2 separate regions of the Homo sapiens genome follow, and region 1 is linked to region 2. A link is a loop called in an ENCODE intact Hi-C map of the cell type or tissue named here. Cell type or tissue: Caco-2. All regions are shown on one strand. Each heading gives the region's core, and the rest is flanking DNA. Links, peaks and the distances in the headings are about the cores only. Region 1 has its middle 26 kb from the start of EIF1. Region 2 overlaps LINC00974 (long intergenic non-protein coding RNA 974).

What was found. Hi-C counts contacts between places; a loop is a spot of excess contacts. Peaks named below come from ENCODE experiments on the same cell type or tissue, not always from the same donor. Only the 100,000 strongest peaks of a DNase experiment are listed, where the experiment ranks them.
Region 1: it touches region 2 in a loop (9-fold over the local background); 81 of 110 quality-filtered maps call a loop at or near these places.

The regions. Positions count from the first base shown.
Region 1 is chr17:41,658,646-41,667,052 of GRCh38, forward strand. No RefSeq gene overlaps it. Among named protein-coding and RNA genes, the nearest start is that of EIF1, 26 kb to the right of the region's middle. RefSeq lists enhancers at 1,640-2,139, 6,548-7,067, 7,068-7,585, 7,106-7,195, 7,616-7,745 and a silencer at 7,316-7,555. In Caco-2, for the core only: CTCF peaks have their summits at 4,222 (motif pointing left), 4,423 and 7,425 (motif pointing left); DNase peaks (open chromatin) are centred at 4,246, 7,103, 7,376 and 7,826; H3K4me3 peaks cover 1,293 bases.
Region 2 is chr17:41,545,434-41,553,840 of GRCh38, forward strand. It overlaps LINC00974 (long intergenic non-protein coding RNA 974), which reads right to left. Exons shown (of 3, transcript NR_038442.1): 2 at 6,440-7,104; 3 at 4,173-5,432. Among named protein-coding and RNA genes, the nearest start is that of LINC00974, 4.9 kb to the right of the region's middle. RefSeq lists a cis regulatory region at 2,489-2,849 and enhancers at 3,727-4,340, 3,880-3,929, 6,882-7,382. In Caco-2, for the core only: a CTCF peak has its summit at 3,958 (motif pointing right); DNase peaks (open chromatin) are centred at 3,608, 3,958 and 4,418.

The DNA.
Region 1 (8,407 bases), core at 239-8,238, 110 kb after region 2:
CGCCCTCACGAACCCCACACACACCCAGCAGGCTTTTGCTCTGCACACGCCTGGGTGCCGAGGTCTCCCATACCCTCTGACTGATCTGACCTGGCAGCTGCCTGAATTGTTTTCCCCATTTTACAGAAAAGGGAAATTGAGGCCAGAGAGGCAGGCCATTGCCCAGAGTCCTCCTCTGCCAAGTTCTAGACAGTGGGGAGGGGGCTGTGTGCCCGCTTACAGGTCTCTGTAACTCAGGTGGCAGGGAGGCCCCAACTTGCAGGGCAGGGAGGGGCTGGCAGGGATGAGGCAGGGCCAGGCCAGGCAGGCCCAGAGCCACTCAGCATGCAGGCCCAGTCCAGAGAAGCCAGGCCTCTGCCTCCCCCTCCCCAAGCCTGAAGAGGAACTCAGCAGGGACCCAGATGGCCTCAAGGCCGGGGATGAACCACAGACAAGAGGAGGTGCCACCCGGGCTAGAGAGAACCAGGGGAGGGCAGGGCACTGAGGACCACACGGTGGCCGTGCCCCACACCCACTCCCACCCAGGGACCCTTGAGTCCCACTTCTAGCCCTGGGCCACAGCAGGGGCATTGTAATGCTGGCCTTTTGTGTGCTTGGGGGTGGCGGTAGTAAGGAGAAATGCCCCCTCCAGGTGGTCAGTGCCCCAGGCCTCCTGGAGCACCCCAGAGATGGTGAGGTCGAACCCATGGGTTCAGCACCTGCCCTGTGCCAGGTCCCATGTCAGGGGGACACAAGAATTAATAGGACGTGACACAAGAATGAACAGGACCTGGTTCTGCCCCGGGTGGCTCACAGTCCAGGGGGAGAGGAGAGTGAATAAATAAAACTCAGTCGAGTTGAAATTGACCAGGGCCTTCACCGCAGACGGTGGGCAGGGGGAAGAGAGGCACCCTGGGGAGGGCTCCCAGCTGTGGAATAGGCATGGGACTCTTCCTGGAAGTTAGTTCTGGTCTTTTTCCATTTTTTATGCAGAAAAATGCACATATAATTGCTGTACAACTCAGTGAATTTTCACAGACTGAACCCAACTGTGTAACCAGCACCCAGATCACAGCACCCAGATCACAAGGTTGTCACAGGGACACAGGGGAAAGGGCATTCCAGGAAAGGGCCACTGAGGAGCGAAGGCAGGGAGGTGGGAACTGCCCAGCCCCAGCAGGTACCCAGAGCCAGGAGGATCCAGCAGGCCTCTCTCCTCACCCAAAGAGGATGGGTGCTCAAACTCCAGACCTGCTCCAAGAAACATATCTGCAGCCCTAAAGCCCCCAACGCCCCCAACCCGCTGTCCTGTCCACCTTCTCCGCTCCACAATCCAGCCTGCGCCTCGTACTGCACCAGAGAGATATGCTAACCACATGCAAAGGTATGCAAATGAACACAGACTCCCTGAGTCAACTTGGGCAGTAGCCAGAGTGAGTGAAGAACCAGACCTCCAAACAGGTGACTAGACCGGCCCCTGCCCCTGGCCCCATTCCTCCCACCAGCTCCTGAGCACCACAGCCCTGCACCCCCACACCCTCAACCCAAAGCTCTGACCACCTGCCCTTCCCTTCATCTATTCATTTAACTTTGATTCTCAGGGGGCCAAGGGCCAGTCCCCAAAGTGAGCACCAGAGAGCTGAGCACCTGCCCACCAGGAGCTCACAGTGAGCAGGGAAGGGGAGGGGATGCAGACACGGCCACCAATTCCCAGGAAGAGCCTGCCTCAGGACAGAGCTTCCAAGCCTCAGAACAGCAGGTGCTGACTCAGTAGTGTGGGATCTGGCCCAACACTCTGCATTTCCCACCAGCTCCCAGCGGACGCCAAGGCTGCGGGTCCCAGGCCACACCCAGATTAGCCAGGAGTAAAGGAGGTGTGAGAAACATGGCCCTAGGAACACGAAGGGCTGGGGGACAGGCAGGGCAGGAGAGTGGCTAAGAGATGTGCCTGGATTCAGGTCCCAGCTCTGCCTCCTGCCCATCGTGGCCGTGTTGCTTCCCATCCCCCAGCCTCAGAGCCCTCAGCCCTAAGGTACCCCCTGTAACAACTGCCCCCACGTCACCAGGTCCCAGAGGCTTCAGTGAGACCAACTGGCCTAGGGCCCCTGTGGCACCTGACACCCTGCAAGCACTTGGTAATCGGGAGATTATTTTTAAGTCAGGGTCGACTGGGAAGAGGCACAAGGGACGTGTTTGGGGTGAAGGGAATGTTCTCTGTCTTGATTATGGTGGTGGTCTCTTGGAAGATGTCAAGGACAGGGGATTCACCAGGAGGAGGGACTGCAAGAGCAGAGGCCTGCAGGTGTGGACATGCAGCCAGGGAGGACAGATGACAGCTAACCTTCACTGAGTGCTTTCTACAAAGTGGAAGACAGCCAGGGGCCACAGTCGGAAGGACAGAGTCCCACCCCCCACCCCCCACCCCCACTCCAGGGGTGGCAGGAGGGTGGAGCCATGGAGCCTGGCTGTGAGCTCCTGGGTGGGCTGGCAACACCTGCCATGAATTGGGCACCTATTAGCAGTCAGGCACTGGTGTGAGACTTTACCTAGTCAGAGCCCGCCTGTCTGTCTTGTGTGGCCCCAAGAGCTAAGAATGATTTTCACATTTTTAGGTAGTTCTTTTAAAAATCAAAAGAACAGGCTGGGTGCAGTGGCTTGTGCCTGTAATCTCAACACCTTGAGAGGCCAAGGCGGGAGGATCACTTGAAGCCAGGAGTTTGAGACCTGCCTAGGCAAGAAAGCAAGACCCAACAACAAGAAAATGTTTAATTAGCCAGGCATGGTGGTGTGTGTCTGTAGTCCCACCTACTGTGGAGACTGAAGTGGGAGGATCATTTGAGCCCCGGGAATTTGAAGGTGCAGTGAGCTATGATCGTGCCACTGCACTCCAGCCTGGGTAATAGAATAGGATCTTGTCTCTAAAATAAATAAAATAAAGGAAGAAGACAGCCAGGCATGGTGGCTTATGCCTGTAATCCCAGCACTTTGGGAGGCCAAGGTGGGTGGATCACTTGAGGTCAGGAATTCAAGACCAGCCTGACCAAAATGGTGAAACCTCATCTCTACTAAAAATACAAAATTAGCCGGGCGTGGTGGCGCATGTCTGTAATCCCAGCTACTTGGGGGCTGAGGCAGGAGAATCGCTTGAACCCAGGAGGTGAAGGTTGCGGTGAACAGAGATCGTGCCATTGCACTCCAGCCTGGGCAACAAGAGCGAAACTCCGTCTCAAAAAAATAAGTAAATAAAATAAAGAAAGGAAGAAGAACAATACAGTCGATCCTCCATATCCATGGATTCAACTAACCACAGATGGACAATATTCCAAAAATCAAAATTGTTTCTGTACTAAACATGTTCAGACTTTTTTTTGTGGTTATTCCCTAAACAATATAGTATAACAATTATGGCGGCTGGGCACGTGGCTCACACCTGTAATCCCAGCACTTTGGGAGGCCAAGGCAGGCGGATCACTAGGTCAAGAGATCAAGACAATCCTGGCTAACATGGTGAAACACCGTCTCTACTAAAAATACAAAAATTAGCCAGGCATGGTGGTGTGTGCCTGTAGTCCTAGCTACTCCAGAGGCTGAGGCAGGAGAATCACTTGAACCTGGGAGGCGGAGGTTGCAGTGAGCCAAGATCGCACCACTGCACTCCAGCCAGGGCGACAGAGCAAGACTCCGTCTCAAAAAAAAAAAATTATCTATACAGCATTTACATCGTATTAGGTCTTCTGAGTAATCCGGAGATAATTTAAAGTATACAGAGGGTGTGCGTAGGTTATATGCAAATATTACTCCATTTTATAGCAGTGACTTCAGCACCTGCAAATTTTAGTATTAAGTAGAAGGTCCTGGAACCAAAGCCCCATGGAACCCGAGGGACAGCTGCGTTTTGTGACATCTGAACAGCCACCCCCACGCACCCACGGGTTGTCCCACACCACAAGGGCAGCGTTGAGTGGCTGCGATAGAGGCCTTACAGACCTTCAGTTTTTCTATAAATCCCATGAAGTAGGGGTCAAGTCCCCACTGTACAAAGAAGAGTAAAGGGGCCACCCAGCCTTCCTTCCCTGCTGCTGTTAGGACCTCCTCCTCCACCCACTCCTGGTGGGACAGACCCAGCGCCCCTTAGCCCAGCAGGTACTCCTGGCCCACCTCTGCTGCACCCGCTCACCTGGCGGAGCAGCAGCGCCCCCTGCCGGTGGTCCGGGGCTGGCCGGCGCGCCCTAAGGCCGGACTCTTAGCTTCTGCCACCACCTGGTGGCCATTTCTGGAAGCGCAGCTGGGAGCCCAGATCCGGTGAGCAAAAGCTCTCGTGGGTTCCAAGAGAGGCCCTGCTGGTCCAGCCAGGTGTGGCAACGACCAGCGCGCAAAGTATTCCAGGCAGGGCTTGACGCCTCCAAGCTAGTATCCACTGAAAAAGTTTCACTTCGTCCCTGCTTTTTCTTTTTTTTTTTTTTTGAGACAGAGTCTTGCTCTGTTGCCCAGGCTGGAGTGCAGTGGCACGATCTCGGCTCACTGCAACCTCCGCCTCCCGGGTTCAAGCTATTCTCCTGTCTCAGCCTCCAGAGTAGCCAGGATTACAGGCACCCACGACGCTGGGTAATTTTTGTGTTTTTAGTAGAGACGGGGTTTGCTATGTTGACAAGGCTGGTTTCAAACTCCTGACCTCAGATGATCCGCCCGCCTAGGCCTCCCAAAGTGGTGGGATTACAGGCGTGAGCCACCACGCCCAGCCCTTGCTTATTATTCCATCGGTGAGAAAACACCTGACAGAGCTTAAATGTTTACTAACTGTGGCTGTGAATCTCTAACCCCTGGGGAATTGATCAAAGACCATGAACTATGGCCAAAAGATGATGGAGGGGATGTGAAGGTCAGCTGACTTAAGTCCCTTCCCCCGTGCATTTGGCCTTGAGTACTTCATCATTCTTTCTTAACTTCATTCGTTATTCATTCTTTCAGCAAACTCTTCTTGAGCACTACACAATGTGCGGTGCCAGGTGCTGGAGAAACACCTGAGAACATGCAAAGCAGTCCGCCCTCATGGAAGTGACTAACAAATCATTCACAAGGTGTGATGAGGCATATTTGGAGGGGCAGAGAAGCCACTTGAGCATCACATATGGGCAGCGACTTGACCTTGTTGAGTGTCATGGAAGGCTTACAGTGGCCTGAGAATGGGTCGTCTAGCCGACAGGGTGGAAGAACCACATGTGCAAAGTTCCAGAGCTGAGGAGTGTATCCAGAAAGTGGCTGGAAGAAGGACTGACCGGCAGGAATGCAGAGGTTGATGGAGAGAGGAGGTGAGGCAGAGCTGGAGAGAGAAGGGGGCTGAGCCAGACAGAGCCTCCAATGCTGGGTGGATCTGCAAAGTTAAGGCATCTGCTCATGCTCTGGGGCAACAGGGGGCCACTGCCTGTCCTGGGAGGAGACAGAGCACATTCTGCTCCTTAGTAGAGCCCACTGTATGACTGGGCAGCTCTGCTAGCTGGAAAGTTCATTCTGAGATGAAATTGATGCCTCCCCTGCCCACAGGCTCCTGAGGCATACACACAGATGGAGGTGCTTCCCTGCCCCCAGCACAGCCCCTCACCCTATAACAGCCTCACTGGCTGTTCCCTGGCAGAGGCCCTCACACAGGGTAGGCAGGAGGGCACGCTGGATGTGAATCCCAGCTCAAGCCCTTACCGGCTGTGTTGTCTGTCTCTTACTTAACCTCTCTGAACTTCCATTTTCTCCTCTGACTTCAGGGCTGCACATGTAAGAGGGATAGTGTTGGGAAGTGCTTAGTACACATTAGGTACTCAGTGGTGATAACAGAGGTGGTGACAATGACATGGTTTATCCCCAGCTGACCTTTTCCAGAAAAGATCCTATCAGTCAGTGTTCTGCATTTTAAAATGTGCCACCAGGATGGGGCACGGCAGCTTGAGCCTGTAATCCTGGCACTTTGGGAGACTGAGGCTGTAGGATCGCTAGAGCCTAGGAGTTTGAGACCAGCCTGGGCAACATAGGGAGACCGCCCCCACCGCCCACCTTTACAAAAAAATTAAAAATTAGCCGGTCATGGTGGCATGCATCTGTAGGCTCAGCTACTCAGGAGGCTGATGCAGGAGGATCACTTGAGCCCAGGAGGTCAAGGCTGCAGTGAACCATGACTGAGCCACTGCAATCCAGCCAGGGCAACAGAGCAAGATGCTATCTCAAAAAAAAAAAAAAAAGTGCTATTAAGAGCTGAACTCTGTTCTGGGGGGAGTAGCCTTTCCTTCCCTTCTCTGAGCCTCAGTTTCCCTATATATAAAAGAAAGGAATCAGATAAGATGGCCTGAAAGGCTGCCACCAGTTCTAATGCTCTCAGGTCCTGCTCTCTGACCTACCCAGGACACATGGAACCATCATCACCTCCTTGATCCAGGCACTCTACTCCTCATAATGGAACCAAGATGGTCTTCACTTTATTTTTTTTTTCCCATTGTCCCTGTCCTTACTGCCCTCTGTGTTATGCCAACCTCCTCTGAGTTAACTGAGGCTCAGAGGCTCAAGCAGTCTTTGCCACCCTCTCCCCACTGTCCCCCCCACCCCTCACTCTCCCACCAGACTGTCTGCTCCATCCCCGTCCCAACTGCTCCCACCTGGACTCCCTGCTGCCCTTGGTTCCTACCCCACCCCTCTGTCCACTCCCCCACTCACATACCTGGCCCTCCTTCCCCCATGCAGCCCATCTACCTTCACAGGGAGGCAGCAAGACACCCCCGCCGGCCTAGGAGGGTCGAGATCCTAGGACTCTACTTTTTCCAGTCCTGGTATTTGCCTACACGCCCCAGCCTCCCACCCCCAGCGCCCCCCCCAACACACACACACCCACACACACACACACGCACGCACGCACGCAATTATAACCCCCTTAGGGACAGCCGTTGTGTCTGCTGTAGTTTAGCCTTGGATTCATCATGGCTTCGACATCGCCGGCCCTGGGCCAGTGTTCGAGAGCATGGCCCCAAACAGTTCTTGCTCTGTTCAGCTCCCCACATTGCCAAGCTGCGAGCGGGCTCTCTGTGCTTCCTGCCTTCTGTCTGCCTCGCCTGTTCTCTCCAGGTAGGCGGCTCCTCCTCCAAGCTCCCCCAGCCCTGGGCTGACCTCTGTCACCTGGATGGTGGGTGCGGGTTCTCCGGGCATGCACCTCGTTCCCCTCTTTACTCCCAGCAGTGGCTGAAACTTGTGGGTGCTTGATCGTGCTAGTTAAATGAATGAACATGTGGTGGTTACAGGCAAACCCACAATGCCACACAGGACACCGACCAACAACTGAAAACGGTGACAGCTGCCCTTACCCGCAGCTCCCCAGCGTAGCCCTCCCCCATCGCAGCCAGACCGGCTTGCCCACTGCGCAGCAAGGCGGAGCCCCGCACAGCTAAGCCCGGGCGTGGTGCTCGCGGCGCCCTCTGCTGGCCGGGCCCACGGCCTCCTCCTGCGCACGCGCGCCGCCACCCCGGGACCAGACCTAAAGGGAGAAGGCGCGATCTGGGGCCCTCCCTCCGCACCCCCTCGCCCCGAGAAGCCCCAAACCCAGGTCTTTGACCCTCATGAACATCCTTTGTCCTTCCTCTCTCCTGCTCCCCCTGCAAACATTTTAGGCATCCCTAAATGATCACCAGCCCTCGCCTGCTCTCTTAGCAGGCCTCCAGGTGGGGTTAGAATTGTCAAATGCTGGCACAGGACGAAACCCTAATAATAATAACTATGATGATGACGGCAGCTGCTGCTGAGCGGGCACTTTGTGGTTACCTTAGCAACCTTCCACCATCCAGGAAGTGCAGCCCCTTCTTTCACAGGCGGCAGCTGCAGCCAGAGGCGTGCGGGGACTTCCCAAGGTCACACAGCAAGAATCCTAAGAAACCCGGGGTGTTTCCTCTGCCTACGTGGAGCTAACCCTGCCTCCAGAAGCAGGGGCCTTGAGATGGGAGCAGAGCGATCTGGTGCCCCGGAAACCCCACCCCCACCCCCACCTTGCCCCATGCGCAGCGAACGTGGCTACATTTCCTATCGTTTGTCCAACCCATCATTTTGCCTTTGGGAAAATTGCAGGGGAGGTGGAGGCCAGAGGACAGGGAGACAAACGTTCGTGGGCATCTGCCACGAGCACATTTGCCACGCTTTGTGACAGGCCCTTTCCCGTTACACACCACACCTGCCCAGGACCGCAGCACAGAACCAGGACCCAAACCCGCCGACTCCCTCCCTAGTGCTCCTTCCTCACCCCCCACCCCCTCCCCCCTCCGCAAGTTCTCTCTTGGAAAAGGGGCCGCTGGGAAGGGGAGGAAACGCACTCACTACAGGACTCCAGGTGGGGTCCAGAGGCTCTGCCCCTGGTGCCTCTTCCCCAGCCCTAAAGCCCCCAGCCCTAGAGAGGGGACCCTCCTGC
Region 2 (8,407 bases), core at 251-8,250:
GGCCTCCCAAAGTGCTGAGGTTACAGGTATGAGCCACCATACCTGGCCAGGTATGGGTTTTTATAAAAGATTTTGTGAGAGGATAGGCACAGTGGCTCACACCTATAATCTCAGCACTTTGGGAGGTCGAGGCAGGTAGACTGCTTGAGTCCAAGAGTTCAAGATCAGCCTAGGTAACATCTCTACAAAAAATGATCAGGGCATGGTGGTATGTGCCTGTAGTTCCAGCTACTCGGGAGGCTGAGGTGGAAGGATTACCTGAGCCCAGGAGGTTGAGGCTGCAGTGAGCCATGATCACACCACTGCACTCCAGCCTGGGTGACAGAGTGAGACCTTGTCTCAAAAAAAAAAAAAAAGATTTTTGTGGGAGTCGCTCACTGCTCCCTGTGCGGTGGGGTGGAGGGAAGGGGAAAGTGTTCTTCCAAAAAGCTGAGATTTGAAGAATGAGGAGTGGGAAGAAAAGGGCTCGGGTGGTGGGTGTTTCTGGCACAGGGAAAGCTGTGGGAAATGGCCTGGCCAGGTGAGACAATGCGGGGAGTTCAGGGAGGGAGCAGTTCAGTGTGTTGGAGGCGTAACACTGGGAGAGTTGGAGGCCTGGAGGCTGGGGAAGGCAGGGGAGGGGACAAGTGCTGCCTGCGGGCCTGTTGGCAGTGGGGGTGTGGGTGGATAAGAGACGGGCCAATGGAGGGCCTCACGGAGGGGACAACTGCGAGGGTCCGACTCACCATGCAGGTCCTGAATAAAGCCGTGCTGGGCCTGGAGAAGTGTGGGTCGGGGAGGGATGGACACTGAACAGCAAGGCTCACCTCACATCCAGGAGGCCCCCCGCCAGCCCCGCCATGCCACAGGCACTGACGGTTGCCACTAAGCCTCAGAGGCCAACTGCATTTATTTGGAAATGGAGCAAGGCACTGGCCATGTCCAGGCTGGCTTTCCAGCCCTGTCCCCCAAAATCACAGTCTTCCTGCAATTACTCACAGGTGCTGGCCAATAGTGCTTAGGTTCTCAAATGCCTGCTTCTACTCAGGCTATCCTATCCACCTGCAGGGTCCTTCCCCTCAGCCGTCACAGGTTGAAACTGTGCCTCTTCACCATTGCCTGGAGTAGACAGAATAATGGCCCTCCAAAGATACGCCAATCGGAACCTGTGAGCATGTACCTTCCATGGCAGAAAGAGACTTTGCAGATGTGATTACATTAAGGATCTTGGAATGGGGGTTGGGTTATCCTGGATTATCCGATTGAGTCCAAAGTAATCACAAGGGTCCTTGTAAGAGAGAGGCGAGATGGTCAAGGTCACAGAGAGGAGCTGGGACCATGGAAGCAGAGGTCAAAGTGAGGCACTTTGAAGGAGGAAGATCCCACAAGCCAAGGAAGGCAGGCAGCCCCTGGAGGCTGGAAGAGGCCAGGAGACAGACTCTCCCGTAGAGCCCCTAGAAAAAAAGCATTTCTGATGACACCTTGATTTTAGCCCATAAGGCCCATTTCAGATTTCTGACTTCCAGGCCTAGAAGATAGTAAGTTTGTGTTGTTTTAAGCCACTGAGTTTGCCACCACTTGTTACAGCAGCAACGTGGAACTCATACATCACCTCTTCCTTCAGGCCTTTGTGATCCCTGGCACTCGCTCTTCCTCCTCTGAGCCCCTCTGGTGCTTTACCTGACCCTCTCCCAGGCACTGTCCTCTTCCTATATGGGTGAGAATTCATTGGCTCTTATCCCCTCTACCAGCCAGTGAGCTCCTTGAGGCTGGGGTCTGGCTCATATTTGTGCCCCCTTGCCCAACCACTGGTTGGGCTGATAATTCTCCCTGGATCCTTAGATCTACTCTCCACCTTCCTCTGTCCTGCTCTGTACCTGGAAGGATGATCCCTGTGTCACTGGCTCCCTTCCCTCCAACTGCCCCATTGGAATCAGCCATCCATCAGTAGGCAGCAGCGGAAGATGGAGAACAGGAAGAAAGGGGCCTGTGTATCTATCCCCCCACCTCTCCTTGCCCAGCCACGGTTCTGGCTGCAGCTGCTCGCTCTAAGGCTCCTGCAGGGCAGCCCTCCCCTGGCCACACCCCCTCAAACTCCCTTTTCCCATCCCTCCGCTTCCCACTGCTCTGCTCTGGGCTGTCTGATCCCTGCTGCTCCTGTCCACACCTCCAGAAATAGTTCCCTTTCTACACTCGGTCAACCCTGAGAGTCCGTCATATTCTGTGGGGCCCCTGGTGGATGCAGATGTGGCTGATCATCTACGTGGACAGCCAGGTGCAACACGCCTGGTAGATGTGTGAACACTGCTTCGGTCTGTCTGTCTTAGATGATGGCTGGCTGGGAGGGGCACTCCCCATCCCCAGCACACAGGCAGGAAGAAGGGCGTTGGCACTGACCAGGAGAGGCTGTGAGCAGGACAAAAAAGCAGCCAGACCCTCACCCCGTCTCTCCCCACACAGACCCACATGCTGACAGGTCCCAGGACACATTTCTCCTGCCCACCCTCACCCCTAGGGAGCTCCGGGCAGCGCAGAGGCTGGGCAAGTGGGACTGGCAGGGTGCCATGCCTTGGTCCCAGAGGGCTGCCTCCCTTCCTGGTAGGTCTGTGCCTGGTGCTGCCAGGCCTGGCCCGGCCTCCACACTCCTTCCCCTTCACACCACAATCTGAGCTGGCGAGTGACTCATCCCACCATCCTCCTACGTGCCCCGTCCCTGACTCCACCAAACTTGGCCTCTCTTGGCTCCATCTCTGCACTGGCTCACAGCAGCAAAAGCATGTCCACCCCCACGCCCTGCACCGCAGACTAAGGCAGCTCACTGCACCTCAACGAGGAAGAGCCAGGCTCTGACATTCCCAGCTTGGATCTCCAAGGAGGTGGCTGTACTGACACGTGGACAGAGCCCCATGGCCCCCACACTGACACACTGGATCAGGCAACTCTGCTGTCTCTTGACATCCATGATGTCCACTCCTTACAACAACCTTCCAAGGGTTACTGCCCATTTTACAGATGAGGAAACTGAGGCTCGGGGAGGTTACATGACATGGCAGGTGGTAGTGGAGCTGACTCCAAAGGCTCCTGCCTTCCTCTATAGCATCTCCCCCTCTACCCTGAGCCAAACTCCGGGAAGCCATGAGTTGTGTAGGAAAGGGCTTGGGCACTGACTTGGCGGTCCAAAGCCCTGAGGCCAGGCTCCGCCTTTCATCAGCTGGCTGACTTCGGGCAAGCCCTCGGCCTCTGTGAAACTGTTTTCCAGTCCATAACAGGAACAGGGATCCTGCCCTGCCCACCTCACCGGGCATTCAGAGGCTCAGAGAGAAGAAGCAGCGTCTGCAAAGTGAAGTCTGGGGAAGGTGGTTGTGGGGTGCCTCAGCAGCCCGCCACCGGAGCCCGGAGAGAGGCGGTGATGTCCGCTTTGGAGCCAACCTCGGCTCTGGACAGGGCAGGCTGCCGGCCACAAGGCCCCGTCTTTGCAAGCTCCCCAGGCGGGGTGCAGCTTCCTTTGTCCCTAGGCGGGGTGCAGCTTCCTTTGTCCTCAGACTGAACATCTCCCTCCGCCACCGGTGCGGGAGGAGCCCAGGACCTCGCCAACTCGGCTTCACAGCGCCTCCTGGGGGCCGCGAGGGGACTCGCCAACCTGCCTGCAGGCGGGCTCCCTCCTACCGCCTCCCTCTGCACCCCTGACCCTGCTCAGTGCTGTGTGAGAGGAACGGTCAGAGGGAGCCTGTCTGGGCAAAGGCAGGCCCCACACTCCAGGCTGCTCCCTGGCCTCCCTACAGCAACAAAGGGACGTTGAGCTGAGAGCAATACAAGAGAAAGAGCCCTAGGAGGGCTGGAAGTCCAAATGCCTGCATTCTACCTTTGTGGCCCTGGGCATGTGTCTTCCCCTCTCTGGGCCACAAAAGAGTGGAGGAGGCCACCTCTCTAAGGAAAGAGAGCTCCCCGCCCAGCGCTAAAACTGTGGTTTCTCTGACGCTCAATTTCCTGGCGTGTAACATGGCCACAAGGGGCCGCTGCAGCCACAGCTGTGAAGGAAACAGTTCACACCGTGCTATATCGTTCATGGATAGTTCATGGGGTTTTATAGGCTCTTGTTCATTTCCATAAAGTCTTCCTTGGACTTGGCAAACTTTTCCTCTGAAAATTCCAAAGTGTAACCAAGAAGGGAAAGGAAGAGAAGAGAACCAAGAGAAGGGAAAAGAGGATTTTATTTGGTTCGTGTTTGGACCTAAGAGAAAACCAGAAAGATTGCCCCTGCGGCTGAGGGGAGCCACAATATTGGCGAGAGATAGGAGAGGCCCCTCAGGGAGAAGAAAGCTTGGGGAATGCAGATCTCTCTTTAAGATTGATGACTTTCAGTATCATAAATCGGTAGAGCCAGAGAGTCCTCAGCCCTCGCCCCATTCCTTTATCAGTCACGCTCGCGCAAGCACTGGCCTCTGCCTCTCCTTGCAGAAGTGACTTGTTTACATGTTAGTACAGCTAGTTCCTGCCTGACTGAACCACTGTCATCTGAGAATTGAGGGTCAAAGTTGGATCTTCCCAGCTCAGAGGAGAAGCCTTCTCTAAACAAAGGAGGGGCTCAGCTGGGTAGGTTGTTGCAAAGAGAACTCACTTCAGAGCCAAGGCAGCCAGGCCCTGTCACTTAAAAGCTATGTGACCTTGTGCAAGTCATTGAACCTGTCTAAGACTCAGGATACTGAGACAGCAAGACCTTCCTCAAATTGCCGAGGTGAGAATTAATGAAATAGTCTGTCTAACGTGCCTGGGACCTACCAGAAGCTCAGCCAGTGGAGTCATTAAATTTTGTCTTTATTATTAGCAATACAGTTCTCGTAGCACACATTGCAAAGGATCGTGTACCCAGCTCAGGGGCACAAGGTGTGTGATTGCGAGGACATCAGAGAAAACAAGGTGCGATGAACTGGCGGTAGGCATTTGTTGGGACAATGACAGGGCCCTGGCCTGATCAAGGGAAGGATCAGGGGGAGAAGGAGATACTGGGGGGCTGGGAGGTGGGGATGAAGGAGGGGCACTGTCCCCACAACTCCTCATGCTCGGCTTCTGCAGTCCCGAGTACAGACCCAAGTCTGTTTCTCCTTGTCCCATTCTGCCTAAGGGCTGGAGCTTCTCAGAAACTCTGACAGGACATGTGTCCATCTTCAGTGGGGACCCTCCCCCTCCTAGAAGTCCCCCGTCCAGCTGGGGAGGACAGGTCAGGGTGAGGGCAGCAGCCACCCAGCAGCCTCCATCAGAGATCATCAGCATTTCCCACCATGAATTCAGCAGCGCATCTCGTGGTCAAATCCATAGGTGATTTCTGGGTTCTGTAGCCTCCTCTTATAAACTTACAAAGCACTTTAAGCAAACAAAAGCTTTGGCCAGGTGCAGTGACCCACGCCTGTAGTCCCAGCACCTTGGGAGGCCAAGGCCAAAAGCTTTGAGAAGTCCTGCAAAAAAAAAAAAAAGGTTTGGTTTGTTTATCTCCATGTTTTCCACTGGATTTGATCACAAGAGTTTTGTTTGGGGTTATTTTATATTAATTAACACCCCTGGGAACATACACTGGAAAATCCAGGGGCCCAAAGAACTCAAGATAGGGTTCCAGTTAAGAACTATTATGTTCCAGACCAGCCTGGCCAACATGGTGAAACCCCATATCTACTAAAAATACAAAAAATTAGCCGTGTGTGGTGGCATGTGCCTGTAATCCCAGCTACTTAGGAGACTGAGGTGGGTGGATCACCTGAGGTCAGGAGTTCGAGATCAGCCTGGCCAACATAGTGAAACCTCGTCTCTACTAAAAATACAAAAAATTAGCCAGGTGTGGTGGCGGGTGCCTATAATCCCAGCTACTCAGGAGGCTGAGACGGGAGGATCACTTGAACCAGGAGGTCAAGGCTGCAGTGAGCTGAGATCGCACCACTGCACTCTAGCCTGGGTGACAAAGCGAGACTCCACCTAAAATTTAAAAAAAAAAAAAAAAACTAGTATGAAGGGAATGCTCTCAACGAGCATCCCCTGCCCCAACTTTTTGTACCTCAAACATGACTATTTGCTGTGGATTCTGAATTTGCTTTGTTTCCTTTGTATTTTGCAGTTTTCCATTAGGGCTGACAGAAGTTCCTTTGGGAAAACCCCAGCATGTGTTAGTCATGCCGAGGGGAATGGAGGGAAGGAACTCGCTTTGTTCTCATTTTGGCCTGAGAGGAGGGAGAACAGTAGGACCCCTGGGGCTTGGGGGCTGGCATGGCCTGAGATGGATGTGAGACCCAGGGGCAGAGAAAATGCTAAGAGCTTTTTGGACCATGGATTTTCCATGACTCAGAAAGTCAGTGGAGCCCGCCCTCCCTGGTGCCCTCGTTCCTTCATTGCCACTGCATTTGTTCCACACACTGAGGAGTCTGGTGAGGAAACTGAGGCCCAGAGACAAGAAATACCTGGGACAGAGACTCACTGTTCATGGGTAGCTGCTTGCTTTCCAAGAAGACATTTCCAGAGCTTTCCTGCTCGTGGGAGGTGTCTGTAATTGTTTTAGACAGCATGAGGTGAAGAGGGTGGGCTTGCGGGTCAGACCCACTCAGATCCTTTGTCAGCTGAGTTATGTCATTTCTCTGAGCCTCAGTTTCCCATCTGGGAAGCTGGGGGTAGTGAGAAATAAGGAAGATGACTTCTGTACATGCTTGCCACCGTCCCAGGACAGACGAGGCCCAGCTGCCATACAGAGGAGGTGACAGCATGGAGCGGGGTCAGGGGTGCAGAAGGAGGCGCTAGGAGGAAGGGACAAATGAGGATAGAGGCTGTTGTCCATAGAGCACACTCCTTGGAGGGAGGAGGGACCCAACTCAGACACAGCTCACTCAGGTCAGGGGCAGGAGCCTCTGAGGTGGGTGGGGGGGTGTGACGGGCTGGTGGGAGCTCGTAAGCAGGGACATGCCCCTGCCCTGGAGGTTACTCAGTGGGGCTGGGAGTTTCGCAGGTGGTGCTTCTCAGTCCAGCGCTGCTTCCGTGGGTTAGGATGAAGACCCATCTTCTTGCCTTGTCCTCCTCCACGAGGGGCTTATCCAGAACAAAAGCTGTTGGCAGTTCCTGGCCAACAGGTTCTCCTCCTCCACTGCAGGGCTAGAAAAAGGTGAAAACAAAAGGGACATGTGCTTCTCTGTGGCTCTCGGGGTACAGTTCAGTCTCCCCACCATGAGCAAGTCCTCCACGACTGACCGCCTACTCCCACCAGCACCTCGTCATCCCTCTTCAGCCCCTCCTCACCCTCTGCACAGTAGCCCCAGGAAGTTCAAGTTCCAGCTCCTCCAGTGGGCCACTTTCAGTCACACCTCCAGGCCTTCACTGATGCAGTTCCCCCTACCCAGAACTGCCCACCCCCAACACACACAAACACACACACACACACACACAAACACACATGCACACCACCTCCATTGAATATCACCTCCACCAAATATCACCTCCACCAAATATCAAATATCAAATCCAACATCTTCCTGGTGTGTTGACCCAACACTTTCTCCAAAGAATGTTCCCTGCCTCCCAAGACTGTGTTAGTTGTTTCTGCTGTGTGGCCCAGAGTCCCTGGGCTTCCCCCTAATGGAATGCAGCATACTGTATGGAGGTGGCTGTTACCTGTTGGTCTCTCCGACAAGACTCTATGGGGGCAGACTCTGCCTGGGTCACTGTAGTAGCCCCAGCTACTAGCCCCATGCCTGGCACAGAGTAGGCCCTCAGTGATTACCCATTGAATGAAGGGGTCAATGACAGGCAGAGTCTCCACTTGGGGCTCCCAATGAGCAGAGAACTTGGGGAAGCTAACCTTCCTCCCCACACACACCCCACCTTTGAATCTCAAGCTTGACTCTTATGGGTTTGGTGTTGATTCACTTCCCTGAGGTTTCCCTCCATCTTGACAAATGCTCCTTCTGACAACCCCAACATGACTGAGTCATGGTGAGGGCAAGAGATGAAAGGAATCATGTTTGAGAGTTTGGCCTGAGTTCGGGTGAGGATGGCATGTCTCTGAGGCTGAGGGTGCTGGTAGCAGCAAAGACAGACTGAGGGATTCCCGGGTGGGAAGAAAGCTCAGGAATATCAAAGCCATCGGAGGACACATGAGTGTCACACCCAGCATGTGGGTGCAGAGCCGTCCTTAGGGACTGTCTGTCCTTGCAGGGTTATTCACCCAGGACCCCTCTGCACCCACACTCTGCTTCTGATACTCATGTGTTCTCCGACAGCTTTGATCTTCCTGGGGAGAGATCAAGGTAACTCTTGGAGAAAATTGAGGCCACAGCGCAATCTTAAAAAGTGTTAAAAATTGTTAGAGGCCAGATAGGTCGTGCTAAGAGCAGGAGGTAGGGAGCCAGATCAACACTGGTGTGGGTGACTTGGGCAAGGAACTTTTCTTCTCTGAGCC